2 separate regions of the Homo sapiens genome follow, and region 1 is linked to region 2. A link is a loop called in an ENCODE intact Hi-C map of the cell type or tissue named here. Cell type or tissue: GM12878. All regions are shown on one strand. Links, peaks and the distances in the headings refer to the core of each region. The heading gives the core; the rest is flanking DNA.

What was found. Hi-C counts contacts between places; a loop is a spot of excess contacts. Peaks named below come from ENCODE experiments on the same cell type or tissue, not always from the same donor. Only the 100,000 strongest peaks of a DNase experiment are listed, where the experiment ranks them.
Region 1: a loop joins it to region 2, with 8 times the contacts of the local background. A loop is called at or near these places in 2 of 110 quality-filtered maps.

Annotation. Positions count from the first base shown.
Region 1 is chr4:146,124,068-146,140,071 of GRCh38, forward strand. No RefSeq gene overlaps it. Among named protein-coding and RNA genes, the nearest start is that of LINC01095, 10 kb to the left of the region's middle. RefSeq lists an enhancer at 8,679-8,728. In GM12878, for the core only: no CTCF peak of the experiment used is centred there; a DNase peak (open chromatin) is centred at 8,514; H3K27ac peaks cover 1,125 bases.
Region 2 is chr4:146,023,105-146,039,108 of GRCh38, forward strand. No RefSeq gene overlaps it. Among named protein-coding and RNA genes, the nearest start is that of LINC01095, 91 kb to the right of the region's middle. RefSeq lists enhancers at 7,123-7,342, 9,676-9,725. In GM12878, for the core only: a CTCF peak has its summit at 6,196; DNase peaks (open chromatin) are centred at 6,437, 6,707, 6,827, 9,337 and 1 weaker place; H3K4me3 peaks cover 1,523 bases; H3K27ac peaks cover 4,195 bases.

The DNA of each region.
Region 1 (16,004 bases), core at 5,031-13,030, 100 kb after region 2:
TTGAGGGATGAGCTATCAATGAGAATCTGGAGATGTATATAGAAGCAGTAACCATTAAAGGTTGTGTGAGTAACTGGGCTCAGGGTATGCAAATAGGCAAGGAGTGGGATGCGCCCCTCAGTGAGCAAGTTCGTGGTTGTCTGAAGCTACTGCGACGGGGAGCCTCTTGGGGTCAGTGGAGAGGCTGATGAAGCAGAGACAACTCCAGAAAAGATGATGCCTGCCACTGAGGCCATCGGGATGATGGTGGGAGGAGGAACAGAGTCCACCTTACAAAAGAGGAGGAAGAAATAGGGCCTCTTGAAAGGAAAAGTCTTTCTAGCTGGCCATTGACTGTGACTTGGAAAAAGGCACAGGACCAAGAAAAGTGAGTCAATGCTCTTCTCTCTGCCTGGAATATATCCCCATCCCTGTACCTAGTTAACTCCTACTCCCCCTGCAGTTCCCACTTTAAATGCCACTTCCTCTATAGCTGTTAATGTTGTCCTTTTTTTTAGTACTTTTCTTTCATAGCACTGTTCACAGTTTACAGTGATATATTATTTGAGTGTTGATTTGAGAGATGGTGTTGATTTAAATGATTTATTAATCATTCAGTAAGTGGTTATTGTACACTTACTTTGTGTTGAGTACATAAGGTGTTAGAGATATTTGGTGAATGACAAAATAAATGAGTGAATGATGTAAGAATTTGATTTCCAGGGACCCAGGGCTATTGAAATCTCCAGAAGAAAAATGAAGAAACCAGTTTTGCAAGACAGCTTGATGTCCCTGGGGAGGAATTTTGTGTATCAAATAAAGGAAGGCTGGGTGCGGTGGCCTCATGCCTATAATCCCAGTACTTTAGAAGGCCAAGGAAGGAGGATCACTTGAGCCCAGGAGTTCAAGTCCAGCCTGAGCAACATAGGGAGACCCCATCTATAAAAAAAAAAAAAATTAAAAAAATTAGCCCAGCTTGGTGATGCGTGCCTGTGGTCCCAGCTACTTGGGAGGCTGAGGTAGAAGGATCATTTGAGCCTGGGAGGTCAAGGCTACAGTGAGCTGCACTCCAGCCCAGGCAACAGAGCAAGATCTTATCTCAAAAATTAAATTAAATTAAATTAAAATTAAAATAAATAAAGGAAGACCTTCTTCAAGAAGGGTCAGAGGTAGAACCTAGGAAAATTGTAGAAATCTTAGAAACTGTAGAATAGAAAAGGCTGGACTGGCACGTGAGCCTGGAGGTTGTACTGGGGAGCAGCTTTTGGGAAGGCTTTGACAATTCCACCAGGCCCAAGGCATAGGAAGAAAACGTAAGTTCTTATTAGACAAGAAATCAAAGTATTTTGATTTTAAAAATAGTTTTCTCCATAAACTGGGCTAGACAACTCCATTTTTGTCTTCTGTTATTATCCAGAAATATGAAGGGCTTGAGATTTTACCCTACTTGCAAGGTAACACATTGGCTTGTCACAGCATGATTGCTGGCAGAAGACATGAGACTCCTAGATCAGAGACACAGGATTTTATTACTCATAGAAAGCAAGAAGCATGAACATCAGCCTATTTGTGTCAGTTATCCTTGCTCTCAAGTCCTATGAGAGAGATTCAGATAGGCCCAGATAGATGCCTGTATATGCAGTAGGTTGCCTTACAGAAGAGAAACCCTGAGCTTAGGGAACTTGAATCTTTTATATTCGGCAATAAGCATGTGTGATCTTTTCTCCAGAAGGTGACATACATTACCTTTATCATTCAAGGCTGTAAGAAAATCTACATTTTTCTCTGGAGGGAGACATATCTTTAAGTTCCAAGGCTGTACGTTGTGCAAATATCCTTGAAAAGATAGTCTGAAAGAAAGGGCAGTCAATATATGTTTTCAAGATAGTCAGAAATGTAACAGGTCAATAGAAGGTTGTCCCCCAACAATATCCACACTTTCTTCTATACTGTAGTGACTTCTGGAGAATTTTCTCCATCAGTATGCCACTTCATTGGTTAATCTGAGTAATCTGACTGACAGAGGCTGGAAGCAAATTCATTCAATATAATCTCATACAGCATTTACGAGGCCACTGTGAGGCTACCACAGTTAAGGCTACTATTAACAGGATGAGAACAACCAGTACTGACCTCAACCATGATCCCCAGAGTTACAGGCCAAATAGCTAAACACATCTCATAAACTATCCACATCTACCTTAGAAGTCAGGTGGCTTTCTCCTTAAGTTTCCACATTGATGGCCAGAGGCATTACTCCAGGTACAGCGGGATGCATTACTGATTGCACAGATTCCTCCTTGGCTCATGATGAAGAAATCTAGGGCAATTTTGTCACCCATAACAACTCTGACCAGTGAGTTCAGGCTAATCTAAATGCCTTCTGAGGCTCAGATGGTAACACTGATTACTTCAGCTAAAGTCAAAGACAATTTTTTTTTACTAACTTTTCTAATTGGAAGACTCCTGACAATCGATTTCAAAGTGTGCATAAATAACAAGTTATCTTTCCAAGAAGCAACCCCAAGTAACTAAGGGTGGCCTCATTTTGGAGAGATCCCTACATCATATGAAGGCTACATGATCTACTGATGGTGTTTCCTTAAACACTTGAAGGTCTCTTATGACCATCTCTCCAATCCCTAGGTGGAAATTTCCATATTTTGGGGAGGAATGCAAGTTAATGCCTGGCTTCCAGCTAAAAGTTGGTACTGGGAGTGCAGCTGGTACCATGGAAAGAATTTTTTTTTACAACTGTTGGGGACCCCCAAGTGGGACCCATATCAGTTGGGAGCCACAGGTTGATAATGCCTCAAGTGTGGTTCCTAGTCAATTGGTAAATCTTAGAGTTCACAGTCTGGTTCAAATTGAGTCTAGTTCCTGTTTTTGGAGAAAAGATTATCTATCTATCTATCTATCTATCTATCTATCTATCTATCTATCTATCTATCTAATCTATCTATTGTTGCATAAATACAGCCATGTGCTGTATAATATTTCTGTCAACAACAGACTGCATGTTCTGATAAACATGTATAATAGATAAATCTTATGGGGCACAGCAGTGGCCCCATAAGATTATGATACTGTATTTTTACTATGTTTAGATATGTTCAGATACACAAATCCTTACCACTGTGTTGCAACTGACTACAGTATTCAGTACAGTAACATGGTGTACAGGCTTCTAGCCTAGGAACAATAGGCTATATCCTATTACATAGGTGTATAGAAGGCTATACCGTCTTGGTTTGTGTAAGTACACTCTATGATGTGCGCACAACGATGAAATCACTTAATGACGCACTTCTCAGAATGTTTCCCTGTTGTTAAGTGACGCATGACTATATATAGATTAAAAAATCATGTTGAAGAAATATCCTTCTAGCCTTGTTTTGTTGAGAATTTGGTCTAGAATATCTTTGAATTTTACCAAATGCTTTTGAGCATCTGTGAAGATAATCATATGGTTTTTCTCCTTATATGTAGTAATATGGAAAATCACATGAATGATTTCTAAATATTGAAATTTTCTTACATTCTTAAACCCTAGTCATGGTGCATTATTATTTCAAGATACTGTTGAACTCTATTTACTAATATTCTATTTATGATATTTTTATGGAGAGTCATCAGTGAATTTAGTATGTAGTTTTCTTTTAGGTGCAATTTGTTAGCTTTTGCAGTGTTGTACTCACTTCAGTTAAAGAAAATGGATGCTTTCCTTCTTCTATACTTTGTGAACAGTCTCAAGAGCATTGGAATCATCTTTCTTTAGAAATTTACATAAATTGTTATGTGAAACTGTCTAGAAACATTTTTAAGGGGTCTTGAGTTAGATTTTTCACAACTTTGTCTATTTTTAAGATAATAAATTAATCTGGTGGATATCTTTTCTGAAATCAGTTTCAGAAAATACAGTTTTCTATGTAATTATCTATGAATATGTATCTTTATAATGAATTACACCCTTTAGCATTATAAGGTGCCTTTCTTTGTTTTGTTTAATCCTTTATGATCCAAGTTCACCTTTTCTGATAGTAAAATCATGACCCCTGACTTGTTTCTGTTTATATTTTCATGGTATAACTTTAACCATCTTTTAATTTTTAACCTTTGCTAAATGTCTATCTTTTAAGCATTCTTCATATGCACAACACGGAGTTTAATTTTCTTTGTGATCCAATTTTATAAACTTTTTCTTTAATAGGTGGATTTAACTTATTTACATTTCTGTCATTTTTTAATAGTATGCTTTCTATTTCTATGGCTTTAAAAATGTTTCTCCACTATTTGGGCTCTTTGTTGTTTTGTGTGTGGTTCTGCTAATAATTTGGAGGATTTGTATTTTTGATCTAGAGGTTACTTTTATAAACAATAGATTATAAAATGCACTTCATCTTATTTTTTTTAGGTAGAAGAAAAATTTGAAGAGTACAAAAAAGAATGTGGTCTGTATATAGTATTTAGAATTTATTAATGTTTTTCATGGCCTGGTACATAATAAACTTTAAAAATATCCAATAGGGATTTGGAAAGAATGCATAGTTTGTATATTGGGTAGCTTGTTAATTGCATATGATTTAAGTTCTCTATAGTGTTCCTCTCCCTACCTCTGACCCTTATCCTCTCTCTTAAGATAGCCAATGTCAACAGTTTTCTTATGCATTCTTCCAGGAAAGTTATTTATGTATTTAATTTAATATGCAAAAATCCTTTTAAATATACAAAAATTAGATTATTTTATAAACTGTTTTATCATCTGCTGGTTTTAATTTAATATAACTTGGAGATACAGTCATAGCCACACATGTAGATGTACCTCATTCTGAATAGTTCTTTTTTAAAAAGAATTATTAAAATAATATTTTCCCCCATGTAGTTAGATTTATTTTTGACATATTTTGTTCTTAACATCGAGTTTTCTTGCATAATGATCAGAGAATGTGACTATATATAATATTTGGAGTTTACTGAAATTTCTTTCGTGGTCTGATACACAATAAAATTTATAAATGTTCTGTGGGGATTTGGAAAGCATGTGTAGTTTCTGTGCCTTGGCTAGCTTGTTAATTATTTGTGATTCAAATTCATTATAATTTTATAAATTTTTGGTTACTTCACCTGCTGAGGTTTGAGCAGTATGAGTCTCCCATTATGATTGTGGTTTTGACAATTCTCCTTGCATTTCCAACTTCTTGGTTTTTACATATATTTTGATCACTGTTGTTCAGTTATAAAATAGTTATTGGCTATTTTATCTTCTTTATGTATTGTATTTTGAAATCAGTATAAAAGATCTCCTATTGCACTATTCAATGATTTCTCCATTAAAAATATATTTAAGACAATTTTTTACAAGTTGTTTAGTTTACTTTTGGCTGATATATCTTTGCCTACTTTTTATGTTCAACCAGTGACAGTTTGCTTTAAGTATGTTTCATGGAAATAGCACATCGCTGGATCTAACGGCAATAAGAAGTCTGCAGGGTGTATAATGGGATTTTTTTTGAGTCTCCCAGATTTAAATCTAAATCTTGGCTCCACCACTTACTGGCCATGTGACCTCACGCAAATAAATGATTACTTCTCCAAAACTCAGTTTCCTTATTTGTGAAATGCGACAATAATAGCATCATATTAATTGGAACTCTGAATTGTAATAAAAATGAGGTTACAAAACAAAGGAAAATTTCTGTGCATAGGAAGCAATAAAAACCAAACCATGAAAAAAGGATGGGCTAATGCTGCCTTTTATTTACCCTTCCTACAGCCCAGCTTTTTCTTGCCTCATACCTCGAATTGTCTGTCTCCAGAAAGGGCCTGCCTCATGCTCCCTGTTACATTCTAAAATCTCAGGAAAGAATTCTTCATCTCCCTGGGGCTCATTTGAACCCCATCATTCAAGTTGGGGAAGAAGCATTTCCTAAGGAAGGGGGAGAGAATGCTGGGAGACAAAGCAGTCCACCCTGCAGGATGAAGTGAGGCCCACAGGTGATAGACATAAAAGCCTCTCCACAAGGTAGGTGCTCAGTAAATGCTAGACCTCACTGCTAGAGATCTCTGCTCTTCATAATCATCGTTTCATTTAAAAATGGAGTTTGCTTCAGTGAAGAGGGCTGTTTTCCCCTAACCTAGTCATGAAGAGGGAAACACTTCACAGCATTTGCTTTCATGCTGGATGGCTATCATTTATCTATGAGATGATTCCTTCAAGAAACAAACCTCTCAGCTTTACTGCTCTTTAAAAACTGGACTCTGAAATTAGTACTGAGCATCCAGTTGGACGAAACCCCACCCTCACTCCCTGGGCCAGCTTCTAAGATCTAGGTTATGCCAGAGATATCATATTATAAAATCCTTCCATCCTTCTCAGCCTATCTTCCCATACACATAGGGCGGGCCTGATCGTAAAAGGCAGCAAGCCCATGCAGTGGAATCCCCACATCATACAGCCAAACAGGCTGTTCGTGAAGCTCCCTCTCAGCCCTGCTTAGGTCTATGGTACAAGTCTTACTCAATTTCCTAAAAGAGTGTGACACCTGACCTCTGCTGAGCATCACACAAATTCACCCAGTAGAAGTCAGACCTCACCATCTCATTATCTTTTGCAATGGATATGGCTGTCAACCTGGGTGCTGTGACAAAGAACAATTCATCAGAGTTTTGGAGTGATAAACATGATTGGAGGCTTTAGCTAAAACGGTGAGCAGGAACACAGAGGAAGCTGAAGCTAAATGTAGTGAGGGCTGGGGGGAGTTAAGCCTAAATATAAAAACTAGTTCTCAAAGGTCCTGTGTCCCTTAAAGGTGGGACACAGACCCAAGGTGCAGGCAAAGCCCAGACTTCACATTTTCAGATGGCAGCTGGTGGGACCTCGCCAACCAGGGCCCTCACGGTATGGCTTCGGGCTGGTGACCAGGGAATTCATGGTGGGGCCTGGTAAGTGAGCGGCAGGTGGCAGAATGGCAGGCCAGCAGGTAGGAGCTCCATACAGGTCAGTCCAGCAGAGGCCTAAAGGGCTGAATGGGGAAACCAGGCGATTCCCACCCACACAAAACATCCTCCAGTCTCACTGTGATCAAGCTCCCACCCCATTGGCAGGCCCTGTAAGTTATCTTCCAAAAAAAACCCAAGTCAGTTTTCTCTTATCCCTTCTCACTGCTGCCCCCAGCCTCATCTAAGCCACCTGTACTGGCCTTCAGCTGGCCGATAATGAAATCATTCTAACAGTCCCCCTGGCTTCACTGCTGCCCTGCTCTGATCCATTCTCCATACAAGATGGAATGGTGTCGTGAAAAAACATATATTAGATCATGTCTGCCTAATCTCATTGTACCCAAAATCACATCCTCAGAACTTCCAGCAGCCTGGAAGGCCCTGCTGGGCCCGCCACTGGCTCTGTCTCCAGCCACATCTGTGCCGTGCCCCCATGGCTGCCTTTGCACAGCATCCAGGACACACCACAATCTTTCCTACCTCCCAGTGCTCTCACTGCCCATTTCCTCTGCCTGGAACACTGTTCTGCCTCTTCATCCCACGGCAGCCTCACCCTCCCTTTGCATTTTATCACTGTGTTGGTGAGCCCTTCCTTGACCTCCCTTCTAAAGCAGCCTCTGCTCGTGCCTCCACCCTTCCCCACTGGAGCCCCTGTTAATTCCTTCATAGAATTTATCTCACAACACATTATATTGATTTGTTTATTGTCTGCCTTTGCTATGACAGGGCACGCGTTGTGAGGGAAAGGACCATATTTTTCTTCACTGCTCTGCCTCTTGTGCCTCACCAGCCTGTGGCACATAGTAGGTGCTCAACTAAACATGTTTGTGGAATGAAGAGAGATGAACTAGCCAGCATAGTGGTGAGTGGAGAGGGAGTACTTTGGGATAAATTGTGTGTCCCCCAAAAAGATAATGTTGAAGTTCAAACCTCCAGTATCTCAGAATGTGACCTATTTGGTAATAGGGTATTTGCAAATGTAGCAAAGTTAAAATGAGGTTACTGGAATGACCCCTAACCCAGTACAACCGGTGTCCCTATAAAAAAGGGAAAATTTGAACACAAACACAGATATGTTGGGAGGGAGGACCATGTGAGGAAACATAGGGAGCAGTCCACATGAAGATTAGAGTGATGCAGCCACAAGCCAAGCAATGCCTGGGGATACCAGAGCTGGAAGGGGCAAAGAAGGATTCTTCCCCTGAAGGTTTCAGAGGGAACATGGTCTTGCCATCACCTTACCTTTGCACTTCTGGCTCACGGGACTGTGAAGCAATAAATTTCTGTTGTTCTAAGCCACCCAGTTTGTGATTGTGGTACTTTGTTACAGCAGCCCTGGGAAATGAGTACAGGGAGGGGACTACTCAGGGGGTCTCAGGTCCCAAGGCCTCACCTCAAGTATTCTAGATTGTATATGGTCACAAGGGTAACTACAAGCTGCACCTGCTGCTGGCCTGGGCTGCTCTTCCACTGAGTCAAGACAGGGTCAGGACATGAGTGAGTGAAACTGTGAGTAATAGACACTGGGGAATCCCGTGGGGTGTGCCTGACGAACACTGGGCTGGCCACTGAGAACTCTGAGTGCAGCATTGTGGCGAATGGTGCCTTTGGAGAGAGAGAAATCATTTCTTACCCTGCAAAGAGTTGGTTGTTGAGTGCGTGAGAAGTCAGAATTGTGAAGGAAAATACTCAAAATGGAAAGAGTCATCCATCATACACCACCCGGTTTCAGAAGCCAGAATCATAAAGGGAAACGCTGGGCAGTACGCTATTTCTGAGCAGCTTGGGGGATGTCAGAAGGAATTGCGGAATTCAAGTTTTAAAGGTTACTAGGCAGGGCAAGTTAACCAAGGACATGAGGAAAACTGAGGAGGAAAATGACCTGCTTCCATCCTCTGATCTTAATTAGCCATGAAGAGAAAATGCTTGAAAAATTTTTGCGTGACTCCCACCAACCTGGAACTCCTCGAAGCTCCTTGTGAATAGGGCTGTTTGTGTGGAGAACGACAGTCAGTTTAGAAAGCTGATGGACTCATCAAAATTTATGTGATTCGAATCCAAGATAAGAAAATGTCCATAGGCATGAGTCATTCTAATGAGCACAACTGGGAATTATGGACACACGTTTCTATGTAAGAAGCTTAGAATGCATCCCAAATTATGAGATATTAGAAGTAGAACCATTAAACCCAAATGATTTTGCTTACCTTTCACTGAGTGTAATCCAATCAACGTACTTCCTCCTGTTCTTTCAGTACCATCTCCAAGTATTACACAAAGATTTTCTTGTGGCTTTTGTTCTTGAATTCAATGCTTTCCATTGGTTTCAAGTGAATAATCGGGGCCTTATGGTAAAAGCAAAATAGACTTACTTCCAATCTTTTAAATTTAGCTAAAACTGAGAGGATTTTGTTTGGCTTCCACTATCCCTCCTTGATTCTATTCCTTTTAGGTTGACTTTTTTTAAATGCCACACAAACACACACACACACACACACACACACACACACACACACACACACACACACCAAAAAAATTGTAAGTAAGGAGAAACTAAACGTGAGTTAAACATGATCACATTTACTTTGGCCACTGTGTATATAGTTCTTCATCTTGACTTCATGACTTAAATACTAGAAAACTATGAAGCACTCTTACCATCAGGAAGGGAGAAATTATATAAAATTGGGGTCAGAGCAATGGCTTCTAATCCTACTCTGTGCAGAATTCAATTGTTAATAAAATGGATCTGATTCAAAAGCTCAGGGAGGCTAAACAGACCAGTCCATATTCCCCCATGTTGTCAATTGATTCAAATAATGATGGGACAATTCAAAGAGTGAGTTTTTCAAGTCTTCAAACAGGCACTTTCTTGAAGTCCAGCCAAAGTTTTTTGTATTTCAGCCTTGTATGTTATGCTGTAACATATGGCCATATTGAGGTACAGATTTCATCTCCACCAGCATCAGTGTGGTTGTCATTTACCTCGTTCTGTCTCTTGATGACCCTATTATTATCTCTGTTATTAGGTGTTGGAGTCCAATGTCATTTTTTCCTGGGCTGTTTATCATTAGGTGGTTTGAAGAAGGTGACTGCCAGCCATAGAGGGAAACACGGGGTAGTCTGTGTTAACATGCATTCAGAACTCTCTTTGACATCTTCCTCATTTTAATATTGAAAAATTTCTCTCTTCTGCACCAACTTGGATTGTTAGCCAGCTGTTCTTTCAATGGAGGGACAATTGTGTTCCAAAAAATGGAACTGACGGAAGGACACGGGTTGATGGCTGTGCTTCTCAGGGAGGGGCTGGGCTGCTGGATGCACTTGATGAGCTCGTTGATCTCATGGGGTAGCTGAGGCATCACAGACAAGCAGGGAGGATGTTCCCCAGGTTGGGAGCGGCCGTCTGCATCCACCCTCAGCAGTCCCTGTTGTGACTTACCTGGGAAGCCCCATCAGGAGGTGCCTCCGATTTCCATATCTGCCCAAAGCACTCAGCTTGAAAGTTACTGTAATCATGGAACAGCTTGGATGAAAAACCTTCTTGTACCCCAGTTGGCAGACACTAGCTATTTCTTTTGAAAGTCAATAACCTTGCCCCTTCCTGCTCCTTCTCAGGCCCATACCTTCCTTGTTTTTTCAGCTATTTGGGGCATTTAAAAATAAATCCAGCTCTGAGCTGCAGCAGAGCATTGATACCATCTTCTTCTAGGCCCTGGCACACAAACTCAGCACAATTGACTGTTTTGATATTTCTGGGCTGAAACTCTTCTCCTACCCAGATCTGCTGTGCATCCTGGTTCTCTAGCATGTCTGCACTCATACCCATCAATTAGTATGGCAGGATGCCCACTTAAACAAGGTGCGGAGCCAATTTCAACAAGGCAATGTGCCAGTCCAATCCCGGCTCAGATAGGGACTGAAGCAAGTGACACAGCATGTCCACGAAGAGCCTTCCTGGTGGATGGTGCTGCCAAAGTAGGGCCTCGTGTTTCACTCCAGGGAGCTGTCGCCGTGGAAATCTTTAATCACCATGCATTGTTTTCACTCTATTCTTTCTCCTCTTAGAAAAGAAATTAGTATTATAGGATTTTCTGGATTCAGGATGCTTCTTTTAAAATGAAAATTTCTTTTGTATAAGCAAAAGATACAAATGGGGCATTGCAAAGCACAGAAAGACACAACAAGAAGCATAGGCCGTCTTTCTTCCCCAGAGCCACACACTGCCTTGGCAGCCAGAGAAGCGTCATTGCAGACAGACAGCAAATTACTCTTTGTGTACTGGTGAGGACCTGGAAAAAGTGGCTCTGATAGTTGTAGAGAGGTAAGAAGCACTATTGCAAAAATACCAGAGTTGCCCTTTTCCAAGAAGCTTCCCCCTCTAGCTCATGGATAAAGGCCTCAAATCAGTTAAGAGGCTAAAGAAGGACTAGGAAGGTTATAGGAGTGGGATAGGGAAAGCTAACCTCCTATGAGTTTAAATAATTTATTAATGAAAAGAAGCTGTGAACCTCTGCTCTGATGCCCACCCCCTGCCCCCGAAAAAAGGTCGTAAAAAAACCTACCCTTCTAAGATCTACCCTCAAGGTAGAATGAACTTTTTCAATAGTAAGGCAAGTTCAGGTAAGCACCATGGAGCCAGGAATAGGCAGACAAGGGCAATAATGTTATTAACAATAGTGGTTTTTTTTTTAACATGGTTTGTTTTATATCATTTTTATTTAACTATGTTTTCCCATTTTTCCTCCTGAAACAAAGGTATGATTGCTTTTTTAATAAGAAAAAAATACAAAAAAGAAAAACTTCATTTTGGAAAAATAAGATAGCAAGTTGCAAAAATGAAGCCAACTACAGCCAAAGGAATTTGGGAGTCTTGAACAAAGTTCACTGGGCATTTTTTGGCAAGGAAAGGCATTAAAATAAAAAGAAAGACTGACAAGAAGGAAGAAACACTGATGAAATGCAAGAAGACTTCCTAGAGCCTGCTCTGCTGTTACATTCTGTCATGAACTAGAGATGATGAAGCTTTCATTCACAGAAATGAATGAGCATTGCAGACTTGTTGCAGCTGACCTTGCTAAGTTAAACTCAATTTGCTTTTCAGTTAAACTCAGTAAGCAGTAGCAAATTTTGTGCATTGAGGCTTGTCACAGCCACGGCTGTAGGTGCTGTGGAAGCACCAGGCCCCTGATGCCCCAGGTGTGCTATGCTCTGAAGTCCAGAATCAGTGGTGTACTAGAGCCTGTGCGGACAGGCTGACCACAGCCAATTGTTACATGTTTAGGAATTTTGCCTGTGATTGTTAAACATGCGCATTATTAAAAATTAAATTATATAAACTGGCAGCAAAATAAATTATATCAAAAACAAAAGCAATGTATCTTCAAAACTCATCACTTCCAAATTATTTTACTATAATCTATGTTCTTAAAGTTATTTACATCTATTGTATTTGTACAGTGAAAATATTATAGAAAGATGTGCTACTGCCTTCTCTGTAAAACTTGCTGATTTTCATGGTATGAGCTTTCCCACCATGGTTAATTTCAAGCTGCCGATGTGATGTGATTAGACTCAGGACGGATTACAGCTTCTATCTATTTATTTTTTCCAGAGAGCTGGTTGTTAAACATTTCCCAGCACACTACTGTCTGAAATCCACAAAAGCCAAGCTTTTATATTCTGTAATAACGTGGACAGAATCCTTCACACCTCCTTCAATATTACTCTGCTGCATTTTCCCAAGGCTGAGCACTGCCTTGAATTTCCAGAGTCTCAGAAAGATTGTGAAGACTGTGGGAAAGACCCTTTCTGTCCTCCTGTCTCTCCCGAGGACTCGGGCACAAGCTGAAGCTGGAGTGGGCTGTAGTGTGGGGGAATGACGCCAACGCTGTGCTAGGAATGCCCTTCCTCTGAGCTGAGCCACAGCACATGTCTGTTTCTTCTTAGAACCAGTTCTTCCCAGGAGGCTCCTCAATCCCTCTTGTTCATGTTCTGCCACCACCAACCCTGAAGTCCTGCTTAGCCTCAAAGCTCCTGAGAGTACAGGGAAATGAAGGTCTGGGCTACAGTGATACAAATAGGAACAGGACAGGAACAGGACAGGACAGGTGCAGGGCTCATGCCTATAATCCCTACACTTTGGGAGGCCAAGGTAGGAGGATTGCTTGAACCCAGGAGTTGGAGACCAGCCTGCGTAACAGAGTAAGAACCCTGTCTCTAGCCAAAAAATTAAAATTAGCCAGGTGTGGTGGCGCATACCTGTAGTCCCAGCTACTCAGGAAGCTGATGCAGGAGGATTGCTTGAGCCTAGGGGATCAAGGGACCCTGTCTCAACAACAACAACAACAACAAACAGGACAGATTTGAGCAAGAAAGAGGAAATGATTACACTTTGTATCTCATTAATTACAGGTGATGAAAGGAAGATAATTCAGATTAACGTTCTTTGACCCCACTGGGTTCAGTACTAGGAACTGTCAGGATTACAAAAGAAGAATAAATTCTGGCAGGAACTCATAACTGAGAAGAGTTTACATTTCAGCTTGCAACCCTGTAAACAAGGGGTGACAGTGATCAAAGTAGGAAGATGGTTACATTGGTTTGAAATGCTTCTCAAAAATGGAAGCCACGCATGGTGGGGCATGCCTGTGGTCCCAGCTACTCAGGAGTCTGAGGTAGGAGGATCAAGCCATCAAGGCTGCAGTGCACCACGATTGTGCCTGTGAATGGCCACTGTAGTCCAGCCTAGACAACATAGCAAGATTCCATCTCCAAAAAAAAAAAAAAAAAAAAAATAGAATTAAAACAGTCAAAAAAAGTTAGTACTATAGGGAGGCTTTAAAACTCCATTAGATTTGATGATGTTTCTTTTATTCATCTTACTTGACCCTCTAAGGCACTGAACAGTGTTGACCGTGGTCTTCTCTTTGAAATACTCTCCTCATTCAGCTTCTGTATCGAGTCAGGCAGAGAGAGAGAGGGGGAGGGAGTTATTTTAAGGAATGGGCTCACAGGATTGTGGGGGCTGGCGAATCTGAAATCTGTAAGACAGGCCAGCAGGCTGGAAACTCAGGCAGGGTTTCTATGTTGCTGTCTTGAGACAGAATTCCTTCTACTTCTGGCAATCTTGGTTTTCGCTCTGAGTGCCTTCAACTAATCAAATGAAACCCACCTCCCTTATCAAGGGTAATCTGTCTTACTTACAGTCAACTAATTGTAACTTAATCACATCTACAAAATACCTTTGTAGCAACATCTAGACTAGTTGTCTTCGGCATCAGAACCTGGCCAAGTTGACACACAATTATCTACCACATCTTCTAAGCAGGGCCTCCTTCCTGGCTGTTCCAATCTTTCCCCCTTGTCCCTTTCCAGCCTCTTCTTCTATTGCACACCTCTTAAATGTTGGTATTCGCCAGCATACGTCTGAATTTGGGGGTACAGTTTTTCAGAGTTAAAAGAAGTTTTATAAATATGCGAATGGAGATGGAATTGTCAAAATCACCTAATACACCTAAGTAAATTGCAAAGACACAATTTTATTAAGACATAATTTTATTTCTTCCAGGGCAGTATAAGAATAGTAAAATTTTCATCAGGATAGAAAAGTAAGATAAAGGGGAATCAAAGGCACTGTCTGGGCCTTCAACTCTTTAGGCATGACATATTTAGATTCTCCAAAGTTTCATCGTCAGCACTTTCTCTTCCCAATCAAAATTATTTCTTTAGGAATCTCATCTGTGTCCGGCCTCTGATGACACCAACACACCAATGCCTACAAAATGATGACCCAAAGAGCACTAGGTTCCATGTTCAAATAAGTTAGAGAAGTGCCAGTGATACACATCTCGTTCTTAGGGGTTTGCAGGATACATTAGCAAACTAAAGGCTTTGTGAAGTCCTGCAGTAACAGTAGTCTGCAGAATATGTTATGGGAATCATTGCCCTAAATCTATATTCTGAGCCCACGCACCTCTCTTACATTTCAGAATGGTGTTTCCAACTGTGTACTGCATATTACATTTAGATGTCCCATAGCAATTAAAATTTAACATGATCAAAACTGGCATCATTTTGCCCGACTCCAAGCTTCTCCTCGTATGTTCCTTTTCTCCTATAATCCTTATCTTTTTCCCTAGTTGGTACTTTAGTTGTCCAAGAAAAAGACCTGGGTGATTTTTGAAACATCCTTTAAAATCTTGGCAATGTATTAGACTTTGTCCAAGATGACCTCAATTTACATAGACTCTTTCTGTCCCCTCATGACTCCACATTTACCACTTTACTTGCCTAGATTCAGTGAATCTACTTTTTCAGAATACTTCTAATCTGCTCCCCGTCCCTGGGTATGCTGCCTGCCTCAGTCCTGCCCTGCCATTTGTCCTTTATCTGCAACAATAACCTCCCCACTGCTTGTATTGCCTCCAGCGACCTCCTTGCCTCCAGATGGATGGTCCTAAAACACTAAATGATATTACTCTCATGCTTAACACCAGTGAGTTGTTTACAGACAAAATCACCACTCTTATTTTGGAGGGTATTCTGTATTTAATTTATGATTAGGAGCTTAAGTTTTCTTAGTTCCTCCTGAGTGGTTTAAAGAAAAATCTTCTACCTTCCTTTGGAGATACAAATGGGTCCCTTTCGGATTTGAAAATGCATTGAAACAATTAAAATGAGGTTTGGGGAACATAAATGTAGGGGGCATTTGTCGATGTTTAATTTTTTATTGGTCATTTATTTCTGACCACAAAAGATATTGAGAGCTGACTGTTTCGAGTCTCACTAGAACAAATAGTCTGAATCAGGCTCTTTATTGAATTAAGAAAATGGAATATTTAGCAAAATAACTATAGTGAATTTCCCTACGTATCAGGAAATTGGGAACAATTCTGGCAACCCTTTAAAAAATAGATGTTTTAAAAATTTCTAGTAATATAAGATGTTGTGATCTGGGGGAAGAAACAGGTTTCAGAACAATATTTAAAATAGTCTAACAACTTAAAACTTTCACCTTTACACCC
Region 2 (16,004 bases), core at 2,689-10,688:
TCTCAAGCAGGAGGAGTTTCTGCCCATAGCCACCACAGCTGGAAATGTACTGAGTCTTACCTGAAGCCAGCAAGTCTCAGAGTCTCACCCAAGGCCTACGGCATACTACCTGGGTATTACTGCTAATTGTTCAGGGCCCAAGGGTTCTTTAGTCAGCAGGTGATGAATCCTTCCAGGACTCGGTCCTTCCCTTCAAGGCAGCAGGTTCTCTTCTGGCCCAGGGTGTGTCTAGAAATGTCCTGAAACTAAGGCCTGGATGGAGGCCTCATAACTCTGACTTGTGCTCTATCCTAATGTGGCTGAGCTGGTATCAAGATGCAAGACAAAGTCCTCTCCATTCTTTGTTCTCCTCCCCTCAAACAGAAGGGAGGGGTCTCTTTTGGAGCTGTGAGCTGTGCAGACACCTGAAAGGTGTCTCCCTAGGTCACATGCCCCTCAGTTCACTGGCTCAGAGCCCAGTTCAGCCCTAGGACTTGCCTATGAGTTGCAGTCCTTGTGGCCCAGACTGCCTTTTGAGTTTATTTAGGACTCCAGAGCACTTTAGCTCACGGTGGAAAGCCTTGCTGGAACTCAAGTTCTGACCACTGGGATGGGCGATGCTCCTCTGCTTAGGACTGGTTTAAATACTTCCTCTGTGGGCAGGTGTCAGAGGAGTTCAGCTCAGTTTTGCTTTCTGTTGTGACAGAGCACTACTGTGTTCAATGCAATGTCTCACAATTGCTGTGCTCTCCTTCTCCCAAGCACACAGATTTCCTCTCCACACCACATGGCCACTGCTGGGGCTGGGGGAGGAGAGGTGTCAGCAATTCAAGACTGTCTCCTATTCGCCTCACTACCTCATTCAGTGATATGAAGTTAAAACCAGGTACTGTGAATGCTCACCTGATTGTTGGTTCTTATGAAGGTGTTTTTTGTGTGTAGATAGTTGTTAAATTGTTGTCCTTGGGGGAGGGGAGATATTGGTGGAGGCTTCTATTTTGTCATCTTGCTCTGCACCTTCTCCTCAAAGCATTCTTAATTGAATGAAACATGACCAAATGATCACCTCATCTGGGATCTTCCCTCCACGCCTCCAGGTTATTAATGTATCATGTGTATTTGCAAATTATTTTATTGTACGTATCCCCCAGAGCTATATTAATTGCTTTCTCATTTATCTGCTAGGTATTGAGCTTGGAAGTGCAGGGCCAATGTCTTGTTTCTCCTGAATATTTAGCATCATTCCAGGTCCATACTCAATACTCAAAAAATGATTGTTGAGTGAAGGGAAGACATAGTCTCCCCTCTGTGACAGACACTGATTGTTGTCTTTCCCCTGCCGCCTGTCCCCATAGCCATACTATCCTCTGGCTGCAGCACTCTTCCTATCCTGCTCTATCCCTAATGTGCCCACTCTCCTTTCCCCCTCATTCCCCAGAGCACCACTACCATAGGGTATTGGGTATAGTCACTTAAGTGTAAGCCTGTCACGCTCAGTAAGAGTTTCAGAGTGATGCATGGAGATTTTAGCATAGCTGAGAACAGAGTACAACTTAAAATGAAGTTCCATATTAGACATCACCATCTGAAATTCTTCAGTGATTTGTACCATGGAGTATCTCATATTGGTTGTCTTTCTCTGCAGGGCCTGGCCTGCTGCCATTTTCTCTCTCAATTTCTCTCTCTTTCCCATTCTTTCTCTCTCCCCCCAGAAACCTCCTTTTCTTCTCCTTCATTTTAGAACACACTATCTGTATTTCCTCACTTCATTATGTAAATATATTGACAAATTTAATTCTCAAGGTCTTTCCAAATCAGGTCTGGACTTACTTTTGAATCTCAATGGTATCTTGTTAAACAAAAGTGTCATCTAACTCTGATGACACTTGGCACAAGGTTTTCGTTTATTTGTTTGTTTGTTTTGAGACAGTCTTGCTCTGTTGCCCAGGCTGGAGTGTAGTGGCACAATTATAGCTCAATGTAACCTTGACCTCCTGGGCTTAAGTGATCATCCAACCTCAGCCTCCCAAGTAGCTAGGACTATAGGCACATGCCACTGCATCCAGTTAATTTTTAACATTTTTTGTCTATATGGGGTATCACTACATTGCTAAGACTGGTCTCAAACTTCTGGCCTCAAGCAATCCTCCCGCCTCGGCCTCCCAAAATGCTGGGATTATATGCATGAGCCACTATGCCCAGCTCTTGGCAGAAGTTTTGAAATTCATTTTTCGTCTACTAATGCAGGTTCTTCAGCAGGGTTTATTGGAACCTGTAATCTGTGGGCTAGAGGTGGAATGGAGGTGGAGCGGTTCTTATTCTTGCTACAGATAAAAAAAACCATGATGATTTATCTTAGAAAAGAAAAAGCTAAGGAACAGTTTAATAGTCTTCAAATAAAAATTTTATTAGTATCTTGAGAGAGGAGAGTGGTGGCTCTGATAATCCTAAATTTATGAACAACTTTGAAATGTGTATGTTTGCACACTTGACTTAGCTAATTTTATAAAGAGTTTGTATTCACCTGGTTTTTGAGAATATGCTATCTAGGTCAGAAAAGGAGATGGTGCTGTGGTAATGTACAGGGTAACAGAGAAACTTAATTTAGGATTACAAAAAATGCCACAATGTGGATAATTAAGAGCTAGCTGTCCAAGAAGAGATATTATGTAATCATTCTTCAACCCCAGGAGCAACAGAAGTGGGACGAGAGAAGAGAAGAGTGAAGAAGCAGAGGTGTTCTGTTTTTACTCTTGTGGTGATAAAATGTTCTGCAATCTCTGCTGAGGGGTTTCCTGTCCCTTTAAGCAAAAGGATCACATCACAAAGTGTTTCCATGCCAGCTTTTGACTATCTTAGTTCACTCAGCTGAAATGATGGCTTTAGAAGCTGGTAGTACAGTGTAGACATACAGAGCCTACTTCAGCCAAGGACAGTGTTCCTTGGAATAGCTTCTACTGAGCTTCTGAGAACTAAACCAAGATACCATGTGCTGAATTCTTCCCCTCACCACCTCCCATATGTTGTTTTCCTGAGGTTGGCATAGAATGAACACACAGCCAGAGAAATAAGAAAAGTAAGACCATCCTGCTGCCCTACAAGAAGAAAAGGCATGATTTAAAAAAACTCAGGTTGTAAGGGCATTTAGAGTACCCTGTTCCCCACAACATACTTGCTACCTCCACCCATGTGTCTGCCAAGGAAAAAAGAACCAGGCTAAATAGTTAATGGAGTGACCTAGGATGTAGCCAAAGTTTAGCTCAGTGTGGGTCTGAACTGGACTCCATCCAAGGCAGCAGGTTTTATAGAGTCTGCAAGAATTAAAGAGAAGACATGAAGGCTACTTTGGGAGTAGAGAGGCAAGGGGATAAGGTAGGTGGGTAGAAAGAAAAGAGTGTGGGAATCACATGACTCATCATGATAATGGCTATCATCAAGGTCTTACCTTTGGTTAGAAGTGGTGGGTACCTAGGTGCTTATGATATTATTAAAAACAATTAAACAAATAGGCAAAAGCAGGTTATAAATGAACCAATGATGGGGATGTGCCATGAATCAAGGACTATGATAAATCCAATGCCAAGCTCCTGAGATCAAAAGGGGAATATGATAGAGATTCATTCTCTTTCATAGTGCCGTTGAGTTTCTGACCCATATGTTAAAACTTCAAAATATTGAAAGGAATTTAGGAGAGAATGCACTGCATTGTCTGTGGCAGGTGATCCTCACAATGAATCTATGAATGTCCAGATGGTGCAATCTCACTCGATCCTCTCAAACAGTCCATGGATTTGGTATTATGTCCATTTCACAGATGAGGGAACCAAAGCTCAGAGAGATTAGATACTGTGCTTGAGGTTGCAGGGATAGGAAATGGTGTCATCAGGTTTATAACCTGGGTCTGCCTCCCGAAGCCTGAGGTAGCTCTCCGTTCTGCCATGTGACAAGTCAGTGGACCTGTGGAGAATGAGTGTTGGGTGGGCAAGAGTGTCATCCCTCCTCTCCCATGGGTCTGAATCTGGTGCCAGGTGTGTGGGCAGTATCTGTACTTTTACAATGATTCTTTCATACACTAAAAGCATAATCATCACCATCATCAGCATCATCATCATCATCACTCCTCCTCCTCCTCCCTCCATATTATGGACAGGCTCAAAATACCCAGTTTCTCAGAAGTCTTTGTTGTGGGTAATAAAAATACTTTTCCTAAAAACCAACTTTTATAAGTTTCTAATGTGAAACAATAGTTAACCCACGTCTCATAATCATCTGTCAGCCACAACATCAAAAACAACAATAATAACAGCAAAATATCACAATAGATATACAGCACTCTCAGGACTTGCAAGATGAAAATATGGTCACAAACTAGACTCAGTCCACAACACAAGGTCTTGTGATCTCTGTTTAGAGTCCTCATTACAGTGTCCTTTCAAATAGCCAGGCTTCAGCCTTTAATAGGTTTTGAAATCAATTTAGTGGGTCTTAGTATTTAAAAAATAGACTTTTGAATTAATCTACATTTTAAGGGTAAGTATTGTTTTGTAAGGTTTTTGTTTCAGTTCTATAGGTGTATATGTGTGTGTATGTGCATGCATATGCACATGTGTGTGCACTGCGTGTACACTTCTTACTGTGGTTATTTATCATAAGGACTTAAAGGCCCTGCTGCTGGGAGCATTAATGAATGCCTCTGAGGAGTTAATGAAAAGGTAGCTGGGAGGGTTCCCTGATCTTGTGCACCCATACAGACCATGAACACCTTCACATGCAGGATTTAAAACCATACTTCACAGGGCTAGAATTAGATATTGAGGCAAATCATGAATGCATGGCACTTTAAAGCAGATGACACCTGGGTATAATTTGGAAGATGAATGGTCAGCTAGGGAGTTGGGCTGGACAGAGCCATTCAGACCAAGTAATTGCAAGAGTTATAAAAGGGTAGGGAATGTTACGCCTTTAGAAATATTGTGGCCTAACTGCTACCTCACTGTCTTTAGATACATTGGGAAAGAATTTCTTCTACTTCTTATAGACAGTAATTATTTATTACTCCTTTTAAGAGTAATTTCACACACAAACACACACACACACACATATATATTTATCTCCAAAGTACCAATAAATAACACCAACAGCAGGAATTTTCATGGTTATTGTCTACTGGGTGTCAGGCACCCTATTAGGTGCTCTCCTGCATTATTTTTAATCCTCTCAAAGACCTTACAAGATTGTTCTTGTGGAAGTTTTACATATCAAAGAAGAGCAGCTATTGGTTTTGAGGAATTAAAGGGAAAGACTAGCTGGTTGTTCATGCACAAGACTCATAGGATTCCATTAACTTGGTGACTTTAACCGTGTCTTTAGCTCTGCAGGTTCAGACACCCACGTTTGTCAACAAGCTGAGAGTTGGTATCTCAGATATGGGTCATGTTATCCAGTGGAGGTGTGGACAACCAAAATGTCTCCTGATTAACCTATGATGACAATAAATGTGACACAGCCTGACCAGCCCATGGGAACTCATAACGCAATTAAAAGTTTGCTTGGTGAATGTTGATTTTAAAAAGGGGATGGTAGGTGACTATACAGGTTTAATTTTATCAGGTAAGAATGGCTTGAAGTGAGGTTACCAACCTTTACCTTTTACCTCAGTAGTTTCTCAGTGAGAAGAACAGACCCAGGGAACTTTTTGACATAAGAGTGATAGGCTCTGCCCCCAAAGCTCCAGTGCTCAGAGCTAGAGACTTCCACTTGGGCTTGAGCTAAAATGCTGGCCTTTGATATCTCATCCAGACTGAAGATAGGGCAGAGCCAACGTGACTTGCTTGCCTGCATGCACTATGAGAAACTGGAGCAGAAGGAAAGCAAAAGGAAGCCTGCTGAGGAGCTGAGGTACGAGGGCCCCGAGACTGGGCAGGCCAATCAAAGAAGGTGAAAGAGTGTGCACAAGCAATGCCCCGACTCCATCACCCCACCTTCTGATATGTAAAGCCAAGTGGTTGGTATGCTGTCTTGAGTCAGATTAGCTACTCTTACCCTGGTGAGAGAAGAATGAAAGGAGGGACAGAGAGACAGCATGCGTCAGTTCACATGTTCCCTAAAATGGTCTGCAAGTTGGATGGGGGGAAGTTCTCTCATCTGGAGCCTGAGGTGGAAATATGGGAAGAAGAATAACAATGTCTACAAAAGGGCAAGCACTGCTCTTGGCCAGGAGATGGGTATCTTTGACCAAGATGCAATTTTTTTTCCCTGAGCTGTTCTTAGATTGACTCATCAGCTTGCTCTGGAACCCCATAAAGGCAGGAGCAGAATTTGTTCATGCTCTTAGCACAGTGCTTAGCAAACTCTCAATGTATGTATGGAATACCTGCTTTTACTTCTCCTTTTTCTTCTTTCATGGTGTCGAACCGTACCTTAAATTGACTATTATTCCTTTAGTTGTTTTATTTTCCTCAATCAGATTACTAGGTTCAACATGACGACTTTGCACATCTCTGCTCCATACAATATGTATTGATTTTGTTGTTTAGCTCTTGGAGGACAACCTCATTTTCCTTCCTGATACCAAGTTCTTTAGGGACACATTTCCCTATAGCTGTCAAGAACCTGCTGTCTCATTCCCATCCTACAGTCATTTAAGAGCAAAGCCAAAGTTAAGATCTGAGGTCACAGGAAAAAAAAAAAGATGTTATAGGATGTACTGTTTGAACAACTCCTGTTAGATGTTAGTGTTTCACAGAACTCATCAGAGAAACCCAAGTTTTCACAAAACACTACATTTATTTCCACCTCCCACAGCAGTTATCTTGCCCAAGAGAGGAAATTGTTTCCAATTTACACATGGTAAAGGACACCTCCTGAAAATTTCCCTTTGGGGCTAGGAATTTAATCTTACTACTGGGTTAATGCATTTATTTGGGTGGCTTTTTAACCTAAATAAGTGAGCAGTACTTCCTCCCACCATCACTTTCATAATTGCTGTGAAAAGAAGCCCTCGTGGGGGTTGCTGCAGAGACAGCCTGGGGAAACCCCGTGAAGTTAAATGCGCTGCTTGAAAACACAGACACCCGGTTCTAGCTGCTCCAGCCCTGAGCCATTAGATTTGGTCGTCAAGGAGCCCAGCAGGGCAAAGGTCAATTTCTCTTTGCTTTTTTCTTCCACTTCCTGTTCTTCCACTTTTTCCATTGTCTTCTCACAGCTATCCCAGGCTCTCTCCTTCTTTTTCTCTTGTCTTTTCATATTCTCAAAAAACAGGATAACTTTCAAAGCCTTTCCTTTCTTTTCTCACTCTATCCACATCCCCTCGGCTGTTCAAATGCATAGAGTTCACCCTTAAGCTAAGGAGACAGTGCAAATTTTATAGTAAGAATGTAGGCTAAGAAGCCAGACTTCCTGGGGCTGAATCCCAGTTGCTTGGGAGAGTTACTGAATCTCTCAGGACCTCAGTTTCTACATCTATAAAATGGGAATGATACTAGTAGTTCTTATCCTATAAGGTTATTATGAGAGTCAAATCAGTTAATATATGTAACGTGATTAGGAATGTTATGTAACGTATATAAGAGTGTTTGCTGGGAAAAAACAACAACAACATGTCACAAGTGGGTAAGAATGAAAATGGGCTTAGAACAGAGATCACATTCCACCCTCTGTCCCTTTGATTAAGGATAGGGGTTTGGCTGCATCTGCTTTTCTTCCCCTAAAATATCCACGTATTCTAAAACTCTGAGTATGTTTTTTGTGTAAACTGAACATAGTTCAGAACTTTTTTCTCAGCTACCATTTTCTTTTTGGAGAGTGATAAACTTGATCTCTTTTGTGAAGAGCTATTTCTGGCTAGCTTTAACATAATGTTTAAATTAATGACCATTTGTTTATGCCCATGATGTATAAGCTAAACAACTGCCCCTGCATTCTATAATTCCAGTCCCAAGGAAGGGGAAAAAAAATGCCAGGATAGCATGGGGAAGAAAATAGCCATCATCACCAACCCACCAGAAAATCTCCCTCCTCTCATATTCACTCTTTAATTACAGAACTGCATTTATGTACACATTTGGAGAATTACATGTTTATATGTCTTGTCTCCTCTTGATCATAAGGTAGTGTCTGTTCCATCTTATGTATTCTTGGTGCTCAGAACAGTGCTACACTTACCTGTGGGTGTAAAGTACAATTTGCTGACAAACTATAAAGCAATATAAATAGATCATATATTAGACTAGTATTAAAGGTTTTAAAAATAGTCTATTTTAAAAATATAGTTTGTGAAATTTATGAGTTTTAAATGGCAAAATTTAAAAGAATTAAATAAAATGAGAGTGGTTTCCATTTTTTGAATCACATTTTCTGCTTTTATTCCCATATGCCCGTAAAAGGGATTATATATATAGTAGGTGTGAAGCACTTATGTAAGGTATATGTATATAAGGTATATGTATGTGTGTGAGGTATGTGTGTGTGTGTATGTGTGTGTTATGTGTGTGAATTAAGCTGTCAAGTCAGCACACACAAGGAGAAAATCATGTACAGAATTGCCTTAGAAAATTGCATATATCCCAGAAACTCAAACACGAAGATTTAGCTTCTTTTGCTTCTATTTACATTTCTCTGTAGTCTCATTCTCTGTGGAGCACTGAAGGATAGAGAGAGTCTAGTTTGAAAGGGAGAGTACATGCAACAGGGTAAGAATTTTTTTTTTTTACTTTTTTTATGCATTAAGATTTATGAAAATAAAATTCTTTTAAAATGCAACTTCACAGTGTGTGTGCACATATGTGTAAATGTCTATTATATATACACTTATACATATATACACGTATATATACACTATATATACACACACACACACACACTCACACACATATATATATGTGTATGTATATTTTTGAGACGGAATCTCTGTTGCCCAGGCTGGAGTGCAATGGCACAATCTCAGCTGACTGCCACCTCTGCCTCTCAAGTTCAAGCGATTCTTTGCCTCAGCCTCCTCAGTAGCTGGGACTACAGGTGCCTGTCACTATGCCTGGCTAATTTTTGTATTTTTAGTAGAGATGGGTTCCACCGTGTTGGCCAGGCTGGTCTCAAGCTCCTGAGCTCAAGTGATCCAGCTGCCTCAGCCTCTCAAAGTGCTGGGATTACAGGTATGCACCACTGTGCCTGGCCTGCCTGTGGTATGTTGTAATCTATACACTTTTATTTTTATTAATTATTTCACATAATTTTTACAACAGATCTGAAAACAAGGTTTGCATTTACAGATCAGGAAACTAAGAGCATTGAAGTGATTTTCTCTGTGGTCAGTGATGGTGCTAGCTTAGAACTGGGCAAACAAGCTTACACTTTGATGTTTACCCACTAGCACTACTTCCCTCAAAGCTGATCACAAATCATAATCGTGAAAGAAGCTTTGAAACTACAGATCTACAACTTCCTTTTGTAGGACTGGAAGGGACCTTAATTAAGACCCTTCTCTTTACAGAGGAGGGAACTGAAGCCCAGGGATACCGGAAGAGTTGGCCCGGGTCACATCGTGGTGATTGGAAGGACTAAGAGAGCAAGCCTGGCTCTTGACTCCCAGGCCTTTCTATACCCCGCCTCCTGCTGCCCCGGCCAGGAGGCTAGATCTCAGAATGCAGTCAGAAAAATCCTTCACTGAGAGGACTAGATTGCAGCTCTGAACAGAGCAGCATGTGGAGGCGTGCATTGTGAATTTTAGCTCCAGATCAACTGCAAGAATAAACCTGCAATCCCAAGAGGACCCACAAACCCTCTGAAGGAAGCAGACTGCTCCCGCAGGACCTAAGAGACACCCCAAATACTGTGAGTGCCCCAACTGCGGAAGTGGAAAAGGAAGACCCTCCTCTCCTGAACACACACCCCCACTGGAGAAGCTGAAGGTCTGTTTGTGGGAGAAGTTTCCAACTTAACTGGAGCTGAGTCAAGTTAGAGAGCCCAGCAAAATGCAGGGGTAGAAGAAGCAGCAAGGCCCTGGGAGCTCTCTGGGTCTCCAAGCAGCCCATTCCTCTCTGGTACCATAGGGATCCACTGGGAGGGTGGCTAGAGGAGCAGAGGGTAAAACTCCATGGGGAGAAGGAATTCTCTAGCTGAACTTTGTAAGTTTGAACAGGGCAAGAAGCCTCCTGGCCAGAACTCAAGGGAGGGTGTGAATCCGGTGTGCAGACTTCACAGGTGGGAGAGAACTAAAGCCCTTTTCTCTCGCAGCTGGGAAGCAGATAGCCTTGGGCAAATTTCCAAGTCCGTCTTGCCCTGACCTGGAAACAGACTCCCGGCTGCTGTTGAGGTCACAGTGAGAGTGAGACCGGCCCTTCAATTTGCATGGGATCTGGGTGAGGCCAGTGACTGCTGGGTTTTCCCCACTTCCCTGACAACCTGCATGACTTAGCAGAGGCAGGCATAATCCTCCTTGGTACACAACTCCAGTGACCTGGGAATCATGATCAAGTGGGTTTCATACCAGGGATGCAGGGATGGTTTAACATACGCAAGTCAATAAATGTGATACACCATGTAAAGAGAATTAAAAACAAAAATCACATGAACATCTCAACAGATGCAGAAAAAGCATTTGACAAAATCCAGCAACCTTTATGATTAAAACTCTCAGCAAAATTGGCATACAAGGGACATACCTTAATGTAATAAAAGCCATCTATGACAAACCCATAGTCAACATAATACTGAATGGGGAAAAGTTGAAAGCATTTCCTCTGAGAACTGGAACAAGACAAGGATGGCCACTCTCACACTCCTCTTCAACGTAGGTACTGGAAGTCCTAACAAGAGCAATGAGACAAGACAAAGAAATAAAGGGCATCCAAATCTGTAAAGAGAAAGTCAAACTGTCACTGTTTGCTGATGATATGATTGTTTACCTTGAAACCCCTAAGGATTCCTTCATAGAACTGATAAAAGAATTCAGCCAAGTTTCTGGATACAAGATTAATGTACACAAATCAGTAGCTCTTCTATACAACAACAGCAACCAAGCAGAGAATCAAATCAAGAACTCAACTCCCTTTACAATAGCAAGAAAAAAAAAAAAAAAAACTTAGGAATGTACCTGACAAAGGAGTCAAAAGACCTCTACAAGGAAAACTACAAAACATTGCTGAAAGAAATCATAGATGACAAAAACAAATGAAAACACTTCCCATGCTCATGGGTGGATAGAGTCAATATTGTGAAAATGACCACACTGCCAAAAGCAATCTACAAATTCAATAGAATCCCCATCAGAATACCACCATCATTCTTCACAGAATTAGAAAAAACAATTATAAAATTCATCTGGAACCAAAAAAGAGCTCGCTTAGCCAAAGCAAGACTAAGCAAAAAGAACAAATTTGGAGGCATCACACTACCTGATTTCAAACTATACTGTAAGGCCATCATCACCAAAACAGTATGGTACTTGTATAAAAACAGGCACATAGACCAATGGAACAGAATAGAGAACCCAGAAATAAACCCAAATACTTCCAGTCAACTGATCTTTGACAAAGCAAACAAAAACATAAAGTGGGGAAAGGACACCCTTTTCAAAAAATGGTGCTGGGATAATTGGCTAGCCACATGTAGGAGAATGAAACTGGATCCTTATCTCTCATCTTATACAAAAATCAACTCAAGATGGATTAAGGGCTTAAACCTAAAACCTGAAACTATAAAAATTCTAAAAGAAACATTGGAAAAACCCTTCTAGACAATGGCTTAGGCAAGGATTTCATGACCAAGAACCCGAAAGCAAATGTAATAAAAACAAAGGTAAATAGCTGGGACCTAATTAAACTAAAGAGCTTTTGCATGGCAAAAGGAACAGTCAGCAGAGTAAACAGACAACCCACAGAATGGGAGAAAATCTTCACAATCTATACATCTGACAAAGGACTAATATCCAGAATCTACAACAAACTCAAACAAATCAGTAAGAAAAAAACAAATAATCTAATCAAAAAGTGAGCTAAGGACATGAATAGACAATTCTCAAAAGAAGATATACAAATAGCCAACAAACTTATGAAAAAATGTTCAACATCACTAATGATCAGGGAAATGCAAATTGAAACCATAATGCGATACCACCTTACTCCTGCAAGAATGGCCATAATCAAAGAATCAAGAAACAGTAGATGTTGGCGTGGATATGGTGAACAGGGAACACTTCTACACTGCGGGTGGGAATGTAAACTAGTACAGCCATTATGGAAAACAGTGTGCAGATTCCTTAAAGAACGAAAAGTAGAACTACCATTTGATCCAGCAATCCCAGTACTGGGTATCTACCCAGAGGAAAAGAAGTTATTATTCGAAAAAGATACATGCACATGCATGTTTATAACAGCACAATTCACAACTGCAAATTCGTGGAACCAACCCAAATGCCCACCAATCAATGAGTGGATAAAGAAACTGTGGTATATATATAGCATGTATATATATATATATACACACACACACACATATATACAGTATATGTATACATATACTGTATATATGTATATATACATATATACACTATATACAATGTATATATATACACTATATACAATGTATATATATACACTATATACAATGTATATATATACACTATATACAATGTATATATATACACTATATACAATGTATATATATACACTATATACAATGTATATATATACAGTATATACAATGTATATATATACAGTATATATAATGTATATATATAGTATATATAGTGTATATATACAGTATATATGTGGTATATATACACCACAGTTTCTTATATACTGTATATATATACACTATATATACTATATATATATTTACTGTATATATAGAAACTATATATATAGAAACTGTATATATATAAAAAGAAACTGTGATATATATGTACATATATATGATGGAATACTATGCAGCCATAAAAAGGAATGAATTAACAGCATTTGCAGTGATCTGGATGAGATTGGAGACTATTATTCTAAGTGATGTAGCTCAGTAATGGAAAATCAAACATCATACGTTCTCACTGATATGTGGGAGCTAAGCTATGAGGACGCAAAGCCATAAGAATGATACAATGGTCTCTGGGGACTTGGGGGGGGAAGAGTGTGGGGGGAGAGGGATAAAAGACTACAAATTTGGTGCAGTGTATACATAGGTGATGGATGCACCAAAATCTCACAGATCACCACTAAAGAACTTACTCATGTAACCAAATAACACCTTTACCCCAATAACTTAGGGAAAAATAAAAAAGAAAAATCCTTTGCTGAGAAACATTAAGACTAGAATGCTAAGAAAAAATATTAACAGTTCCATAGGAAAATGACAAAGAGCATGCATAGATAATTTATGAAGAAAGAGCAAAATTTTTAAAAAAGTTTCACCTACGTTGTCAAGTAAGCAATGCAAATTAAAAGAAAAACCATTTAGACTCAGTTGACAATGACTTTTTTAAGCTAATACTCATTGCTTTAAAGGATGGGCCTTGCTGTATGACTGAAAGACATTCTTGTAGCTGGTAGAAGTAACACCATTACACTCTCTCAAGAAAGCAATTGAGATGTAGAACAATTGTGTATGTAGAACCTTAAAAATATTTAAGACTTTTGATCTAAACAATCAGAATTCTAGGGAAGTTTTCCAAAGATAATCAGGTATGTGGCCAAAGAATATTAGATGCAACATTATTTATAATATTAATCATTGAGTAAAGGATTGGAAGGGAATCAGTCAGAGGCTTTCATTTCTGGATAGTGAGTCTTGGAACATGCTCATAGTAAGGTTTGCACTTTTGTTTATTTGTTGCTCAAATAAGCAAATGAATAAATTGTGAGATTATGGATAATTTAAATTTTCTTCTGCATAGGTACAATGGGGATGTATTCTTTTTATTACAATAAAATTAACCGTTATGAAAAACTTGCAGCATGTTGACACTAACTGAACAAGATAGAAAAAAAATCCTAGTATTTTTGTTCAATATCCTTCATTTTTACCACTTTCTTTTGGTATCTCTGGGCTTGAGTTCCCTCCTCTGTAAATAGAAGGAACTTAATTAAGGTCCCTTCTAGCCTTAAAAAAGGGAGTTATAGATCCATTCCTACTCAGTCATCTTGGTTGATAGAATTCTTCCTTCATTAAGATCCTCTGCTAAAGAGCACCCTCAAAATTAGTCATTTTAAAAAGCTCTTCCCAGTTTTGCAGAGACATTTTTGTTTTGCTGAATGACTTTTGGACAAGCACTAGACTTGTGTCATTTCCACGTGAACAGAAACATCTGTTTTCCAGAGGGTCGACTGTAGTTAGTGCTGTGTCTGTGCTGCTGTGTCTCTGCGTAACCCAATTGGCCTGCACGAGAATAGGACTTTTCATCTCATTCTCATTGGTTTCTACATTAACCAAGTCACTTCATATGTACTAGAGGCTATGGTGGGAACTCTCAGTGTAAGGCTATGGATGGTTCAGCTCAACCCATTTCTTATTTCTGAAAAACAATTTGAAGCATGCAGCCTATGACTGGAAGGCAACTGAATTATGTTCATAGAAGGGCAGCTTGATTTCTTTCCATAGTATCCTTCCTTCCCTTCCTTCCTTCCTTCCTTTTTTCCTTCCTTCCTTCCTTTTTTTTTTTTTGAGACAGAGTTTCACTGTTGTCACCCAGGCTGGAGTGCAATGGCACAATCTCGGCTCACTGCAACTTCCACTTCCTGGATTCAAGGAATTATCCTGTCTCAGCCTCCTGAGTAGCTGGGATTACAGGCACCCACCACCACACCCAACTAATTTTTGTGTTTTTAGTAGAGACCGGGTTTCACCGTGTTGGCCAGGCTGGTCTTGAACTCCTGACCTCTGGTGATCTGACCATCTTGGCCTCCAAAAGTGCTGGGATTACAAGTGTGAGCCACTGTGCCCAGCCGTATCCTTTGTTTAGAAAGTAAAAAATAAGTTGCTATGTGTCATCACCAAGTACGGGCAAATTGGTGCAGAAATTATAAAAGAGCAGATCTCTTTATTGAGATGCACATATTACTTATTTTTCATTATTTAGTGATTTTTTATAATTTAGTATGGCACAAATTGCCTAAAAATGATGATCAAATTATCAATGACTTTCTTGCAAAGACAAATGGAAAATTTTTAATTTTAATTTTTGATGGGTTTATGAGTTGGGAAATTACTAAGGAATTAAGGGGACCCTATATACCTATGCCAACCAGAGAGATTATGTTAAAATAATTTTGACACACACACCAAAGCCGGAAAGAATCAGATACAATACACATCGGAATCAGACACGTGGCTGAAGGCAAATAAGACATTATCAGGCCAGCACGTAAGGCAAGATTCCACCTAGTCCCTACTCTCGAGGAGTTCATTAGGACTTACCGCATAGCTTATAAGTGATTGAAATATTAGGATGATTTTGAAGAGTGAGGTTATCTGCCATTGCAGGTTATTTAAAAATCTATATCTGTATCTATATATGAGTTAGCTAAATGTGATACTACATTTGGTTTTCTTAACATATGTGTGAGAATCAAACTGAGAACAACTATGGAACATTGTGCCTGATGCAATAATTTAATATGGAAACATATAAAAATGAGTTAGGTATCTCCAAGCCACAAGTATCTAAATGTATTACCACTTTGTTTCTGAGCAGAAATGAGCATACTTTTGAGTAAGATTAGAGGATGAGAAAAAATCATCTCCTATGCAGATAACACTCTGGGTAAGACACAGTGCTGAGTGGTTGACCTCAATAATTTGCCAAATAATGAAATTTCCCATTACGATCATTAGTCCTGAAGGACTTCTAGATACATACTCATTTTCTCTTAACTTCCAAATAAATTTTTGCTGATCATCTCCTAGGCGATAAGTGCTATGGGAGGTAAATAATTAAGCAGAAATGACTCAAATCCTATTCCTGCCTTCAGTGAGCTTTCCCTCAAGTCAACAGGGAGAACCATATGTCTACTCAAGTAGTTACAACGCAAGAAAAGTGTGTG